Regions from separate parts of the Homo sapiens genome. Here region 1 is linked to region 2. Evidence: chromatin contacts called from ENCODE Hi-C or POLR2A ChIA-PET data. All regions are on one chromosome and are shown on one strand. The core of a region is the stretch at or near the end of the contact, and the rest is flanking DNA. Distances in the headings are between cores, read along the strand shown.

Evidence for each region. Hi-C counts contacts between places; a loop is a spot of excess contacts on that map. ChIA-PET counts read pairs that join two places held with the same protein, here RNA polymerase II (POLR2A). Pooled maps may share reads with other maps.
Region 1: a map of naive thymus-derived CD4-positive, alpha-beta T cell shows a loop between it and region 2 (13-fold over the local background). The contact joins two enhancer-like sites. A Hi-C loop is called at or near these places in 1 of 168 maps with a recorded cell type or tissue (naive thymus-derived CD4-positive, alpha-beta T cell) and 8 of 50 pooled maps. POLR2A ChIA-PET finds 5 or more read pairs at or near these places in 1 of 52 experiments (T-cell).

Annotation. Positions count from the first base shown.
Region 1 is chr6:130,512,630-130,515,329 of GRCh38, forward strand. No RefSeq gene overlaps it. Among named protein-coding and RNA genes, the nearest start is that of TMEM200A, 150 kb to the left of the region's middle. RefSeq lists an enhancer at 1,358-1,507. Within about 2 kb of position 1,267, at least 8 of the 41 ENCODE cell types and tissues checked have a DNase peak (open chromatin) inside an H3K27ac peak, as active enhancers do.
Region 2 is chr6:129,489,278-129,491,977 of GRCh38, forward strand. It overlaps LAMA2 (laminin subunit alpha 2), which reads left to right. Exons shown (of 65, transcript NM_000426.4): 57 at 2,624-2,700. Among named protein-coding and RNA genes, the nearest start is that of ARHGAP18, 220 kb to the right of the region's middle. RefSeq lists an enhancer at 1,295-2,494. Within about 2 kb of position 1,379, at least 21 of the 41 ENCODE cell types and tissues checked have a DNase peak (open chromatin) inside an H3K27ac peak, as active enhancers do.

The DNA of each region.
Region 1 (2,700 bases), core at 17-2,516, 1.0 Mb after region 2:
TCCAAAGAGATTAAGTAAGTTGCTTCAGGCCATAGAGCTAGTCAGTGTCAGGGGCTACACTGGAATCTATAACTCTGATTGTCCAGTACATTGATTCCACTAATAATGTGGAATGTATATTAGAATGTAAATAAAATGTTTTCCTTGTAAACCATGAAATTAGAAGAGGAACAGCTGTGAGCATTGAATGAAATGATAAATGTAAAAACAGGTAGCACATTACCAAGTACTTGTGATGTACCCAGTAAAAGTTATTCATGCTCGTATGTCTTCCCTCTAATTAGAAAAGTTATGATGATACATTCCAGATATACTCAAGATTCTGTTTGAGAAGTGCTACCAGCACTAACGAGACTAGCACCTGTGTAACATTCCAAGATCCCATACCATTTCCCACCAAATTAACTTTAATTTAATATTTAATGTTTCAGTATATTTCTTTTTGATTTCTTTATAATTACATATGTACGTATCAAAAAACATTATATTATTTTATATGCTTTAAACCCTATATAACATGCTATTATGTATTTCGACAACTGCTCTTTTTTACATTCTGCATTATGTTTAGGGGATTTATTTAGGTTGATTTAATTACTTCTAGCTTATTCATTCCTTTTCATTGCTGTACAACATTCAGGTCCATGAAGATTCACAATGTAATCACCTGATCTTCTATTAATAGTCTTTTATAGGTAGTCTGCTACTTTTTCCATACAAACAATCCTGCCATAAACATTTGTGTATGTTTCCTTGTACATATGTGCAACAATTTCTCCAGGGTATAGTATTAAGAATGTAATTGCCAAGTTGAAGATATATGCATCTTCAACTTAGCTAAATATTGCCAAACTACTGTCCAAAGTTGGTTATGCCAATATAGATTCCCACTTGCAGTGTGTAAGAGATCCTGTTGATCTACATCTCTGCCAAGTCTTGGAATTGTCAGACTGACATTTTTAGCAATCTGAAGGGTGTGAGATTACATCTTATTGTGATTTTAGTTTTCATTTCCTTAGTTAATAGTGTTAACAAATCCACTGAAAAGGAAACAAAAATGTTTTAAATTAAAGAGACTTTGTTGCAGCAAGCAGTTTGCAAACCAGGGAGATGCAGCCTTCAGTACAAAACAGAGGTACACTCCGCCAGAACAAAGACAGAAGTTGCTTTTTATAGAGAAAGTTGTCACCCAGGTTTCCGCTTGTCTGCTGTGCAAATAAGGGGTGGCTGATTATTTGTTCTGATTGGTTGATGTTAAGATTTATCACAGGTTACAGTCTAGTGGTTAGGTCCAGGTGCCAGAATCTAGTGGTTAGGTCCAGGAACTTTCTGGCAGTGTTGATTGAGGCAGTGTAAACAGGAACAGATAGCTATGAGAGTCCCAAAGTTCCCCTAGCCTGTGGTTTTTCTGAGAATGCAGGATATGTGTGTGGTCTCTAGTCAGCAAATGGATACTTGGCTGCATTTTGAATTTAAGCCCAATTAGTCGCTCAGGATCCACCTTGAAGGATTGGCTGTTTTGGAGTTGACAACAGAAAGGATAACCAACTTTTCACATTTATTGGCCTTTAGTGTTTTCTTCTTTTTTGAATTGGCCACTGGTATTTGCTGCTCATTTTTAGTGGGTTACTTACATTTATTTCATATTGAGTTTTAGAAATTTTAAAGAGTTTATGGTCTGGTAATTACTCCTTTGTGGGGCCTAATGTGTGAAAATACCCTCTGCCAATTTATGCTTTGCCTTTGAGCTGTCTATGTTGTCTTTTGTTGTGAAGAAGTTTTAAATTTTAATATTTATTTGTCTTTATATTTGGGTATTTTTAAGAACCCATTTTCCATGTTAAGGTAACAGAAGTATTCTCTGACATCTATAAATATAAAATGTTTACTTTCCATATTTCTGCCTTTGGTCCACCTGGAATTCATTTGTGAACATTGGCTGGAGTAGGACTCCAAGTTATTTACCTCCTATTAAGTTAATACATCCTATTGAGATAGAACCCAATTTTTCCAGGACTATTTCTTGATTCATTTCCCCACTGCTCTGTAATGTGATATCTATGTAATTCTGTTCCTTGATTTAATTAATTCTATTTATTTGTTTATCCCTGCCCTAATACCATGCTGTCATGATTTCTGTAGTTTTATAATTAATATCTTAATCTCTCGTAGGGCTAGTCACCCTTTATTCTAGTTATAGTGTGAATGTTGACTTCTCATATTAACACAAGCAAAAGTTTCAGACATGTTTCAGACCTCATGAAAGACTGTCAGATAACTAGTCAGTACGGGGTTGTGGCAAAAGCATGGAGTACTGACTCAGGGACCATGAGAAGTGGTGCAATATTCACAAACGCTCTGGGGTTCAGTTTCCTCATCCTTAAAAATGAATTAACATGGATTGGCTTGTAAAAGTTGCTATTTTGAGATAGTGAGGGCAGGAAGGATGATGGAAAAGAGGAAGGTTTTTACAAAACAAGGAAGTACTCCATTTTAGGGGACCTCTCTGGGTAGGTATCTATAGCTAGAGAGGGCACAAATGGGCCTCTGGAAAGGACAGACCTGGCAGATCATGTTTAAAACATCTGCAGAGAAGCGCTTTCCAATTGGAATATAGATGGCTTACCTGGTGCTTAATGAGAAAGAATAGAATGTCTCCATGGATGGGCTATAGAGTGAGCTACTTAGCTGTAACATGAA
Region 2 (2,700 bases), core at 129-2,628:
GGGGGCCAAGCTTCTCAAGAAGCTCCTTCTCCCTTGTCCTCTGCCTCTCTTTACTCCTCCTCCCTCATTCTCTCTCCCTTCCACCCCTTCATCTGGAAAAATCTCCCTTTAGTCACTTTGGTATCTAATTTCTTGGCACTCCAGTGACCTCTGCCTCCTATATCTGCTTTGTCCTCTGATCCTTCTCCTGGCATCCGCCTTGGTGGCCAGCAGTTCTTACTGGACAAAAACATCAAACCCTAAGAGCCTGAAGTAGTTACTTAAGCAAATAGGACAAGCAACTGAACTGAGTTTTTCTTCTGGGAAAGCTTTCTTCACACAGGTACAGAAATAGGCTAAAGGTCAGGAAGTAGGGTGAGATATTTTAGGAGTCATTTGGGGTTTCCAGAATGAGATAAAGATTTTAACACTGAACCCTAAATATTTTCTTTCTTAACATCCAAAGTATGTTCAAACAGAAAAAAGATTAGATTCTATTTATTATGTAAATTACAAACATTAGGACACATTTCTCTTAATATCTTCTTCCACGTATGCAATCCAACTGATATGGTTTTAAAAAAAATCTTAAACCCACATTCCAAACAAATAAGAAATAGGGTATAAGTAATCAAGTAATTATGAAACTCTAAGAATCAGCCACTGAAACTGTAAAAAAAAAAAATAAAGCTGACCTATTACAATACTAAAGTAATACAAAGTTTAATGTACCTTTTTGCACATAGCAGGCCTCAGTAAAAAGCTGTTAAATAAATACTTTTTAAAAATGGAAAACACACCAGAATCATAATGGACATATTGGCAATGTCCTTCTCAATAAAAACTAAAGAAATGATCTAGATTTGATGTTCCTAAAAGGTAAAATAGGAGCAGGATTTAGCTGTAGTTTTCTAGCAATGCCCTTTTTAAGTAATACAGCCTCAGGGCAATCCCTTAATTAATATTTTCCGCTGTTTGAAGTAGGTATTTTTATCTCCATCTTATAAATGAATGAAATGGACCTGAGCATGATTAAATAACTTGCCCAAGGTCACACAGCTAGTAAGCTTCCACACTAGTACTTAATTCCAGTATGTTCCTCCTGAAAGCCCACACTCATTCTCCATCACCACCCTGTGAATTGGTTTAAAAAAAATAAGGGTCACTATGATGGTCCTTGTGGCAGAACCACACTACAGAGAGAGGCTACACCAGAAAGAGGAAGGCCTCTAGCTTTTTAAAATTCTAATCAAGAACAGAGATTTACTCTCCTTGGACAATCTTTAACAGAGGCTTATATCCTTCATTAAAACCTTAGAAGCCCTGTGATATCATGTTGCTAAGAAGAGGCTGCTTTCAGCTAAAGGGGAAAAAGAGTGTAGGGGAGGGGCTTCTCAGTGAGTCACACATACCCGGAAGTGAGTGGTTTTCTGAAATTCTCGTCTCAGGAAACCACCGACACTCTTAGCAAGGAAGCTGAACCTCCTGGGTTTTGCCAACACATTTTTCCATAGTTTGGTAAAGAAAGAAACCTCAAAAGTATGTCATTTCCCCCTATTTTCTCTTTGAAACTAAATTTTACCGGTCCCTTCTTCACCCCCTTAACAGTGACGTTTTTGAGCCACAGCGAAATCCATTTTTTGTCCCTTTCTCTTACTTTTGAATTATCTTACTTGTAAAGTGCCAATTCAGAGCATCTTTACCCTGGCTTATTGTTTTTTCCAGTTCTACATGTGGTTTTACTTCTTTATAAAGTCAAGTAAGAGGGTACTTTAGGACTGAGGTTTCCATCCAAGTACTCCGGTTTTCTCTCCAGATATGAAGTAAGTTTTCAGTAATCCATTCATGATCCCCAGGCTAGTGACTAATGCTTATGACTAATAGCACCATGATGACTGTTAAGACCGAAACTCAAAACTTGCTTCCGGAACAAAAGAGAAAATGCCTTTGGTCATTTTCATCAGAACTCTTTGTCTCCTTCTGATTCTTGGCCCAGGGATCCAAGGATTGTTGTAAATAAGTAGCATGAGGTTCTCAATTAGCAGTGTGTGAGTTCTCTCTCATAAGCAAATTAGGAAAATTAATGAAACAGCCACTAAGGAAAATCATTGCAAGGAACAATTAGCAGGGTGTCCTTGCCTGCCTCTTCTATTCAAAAGCCATCAGCTACATTCTTTATAAAAGGTGCTTTAAGTGTTTGCTGTTGATTCCTGCAATCTAAGCTCTCAGGAGCATGGTTTGTTCCCTAGCAAGAAGATAATAGCCAGCACAACCCAAGGAAGACCCCATGCTTTGCTAAACCTGCCAACCCTTATACGGTTAGACATTACTGCACACTGCAGAAGCCTCAGTTCTCACAGGCTCATGTGTTGGGCTGCACAGCGCTGTTGTCAGCTCTACAAGAGGCTAATGTTGCAGTGCGCCATGACCTGGTTTCAGTAAACTTTCAGGAAGAGTGAACGAGGGAGTCATGGAACGAGATCCTGAGAACAGCGTTTGCTTAGTGTAGAATTCCTAAGCATCCAATTTTGGCTCCCTTAAAAGCTATGGTTGAGAGGGGTGAAGGGTGGCAGGAAAGAATTTGATTTCCAACTGTATTGAATCAGATGTGACTTATACTTGTTTATTTTTAATATTTTATCAGCATCTTTACAGTTCAAGTGGATGAAAACAGAAGATACATGCAAAACCTGACAGTTGAACAGCCTATCGAAGTTAAAA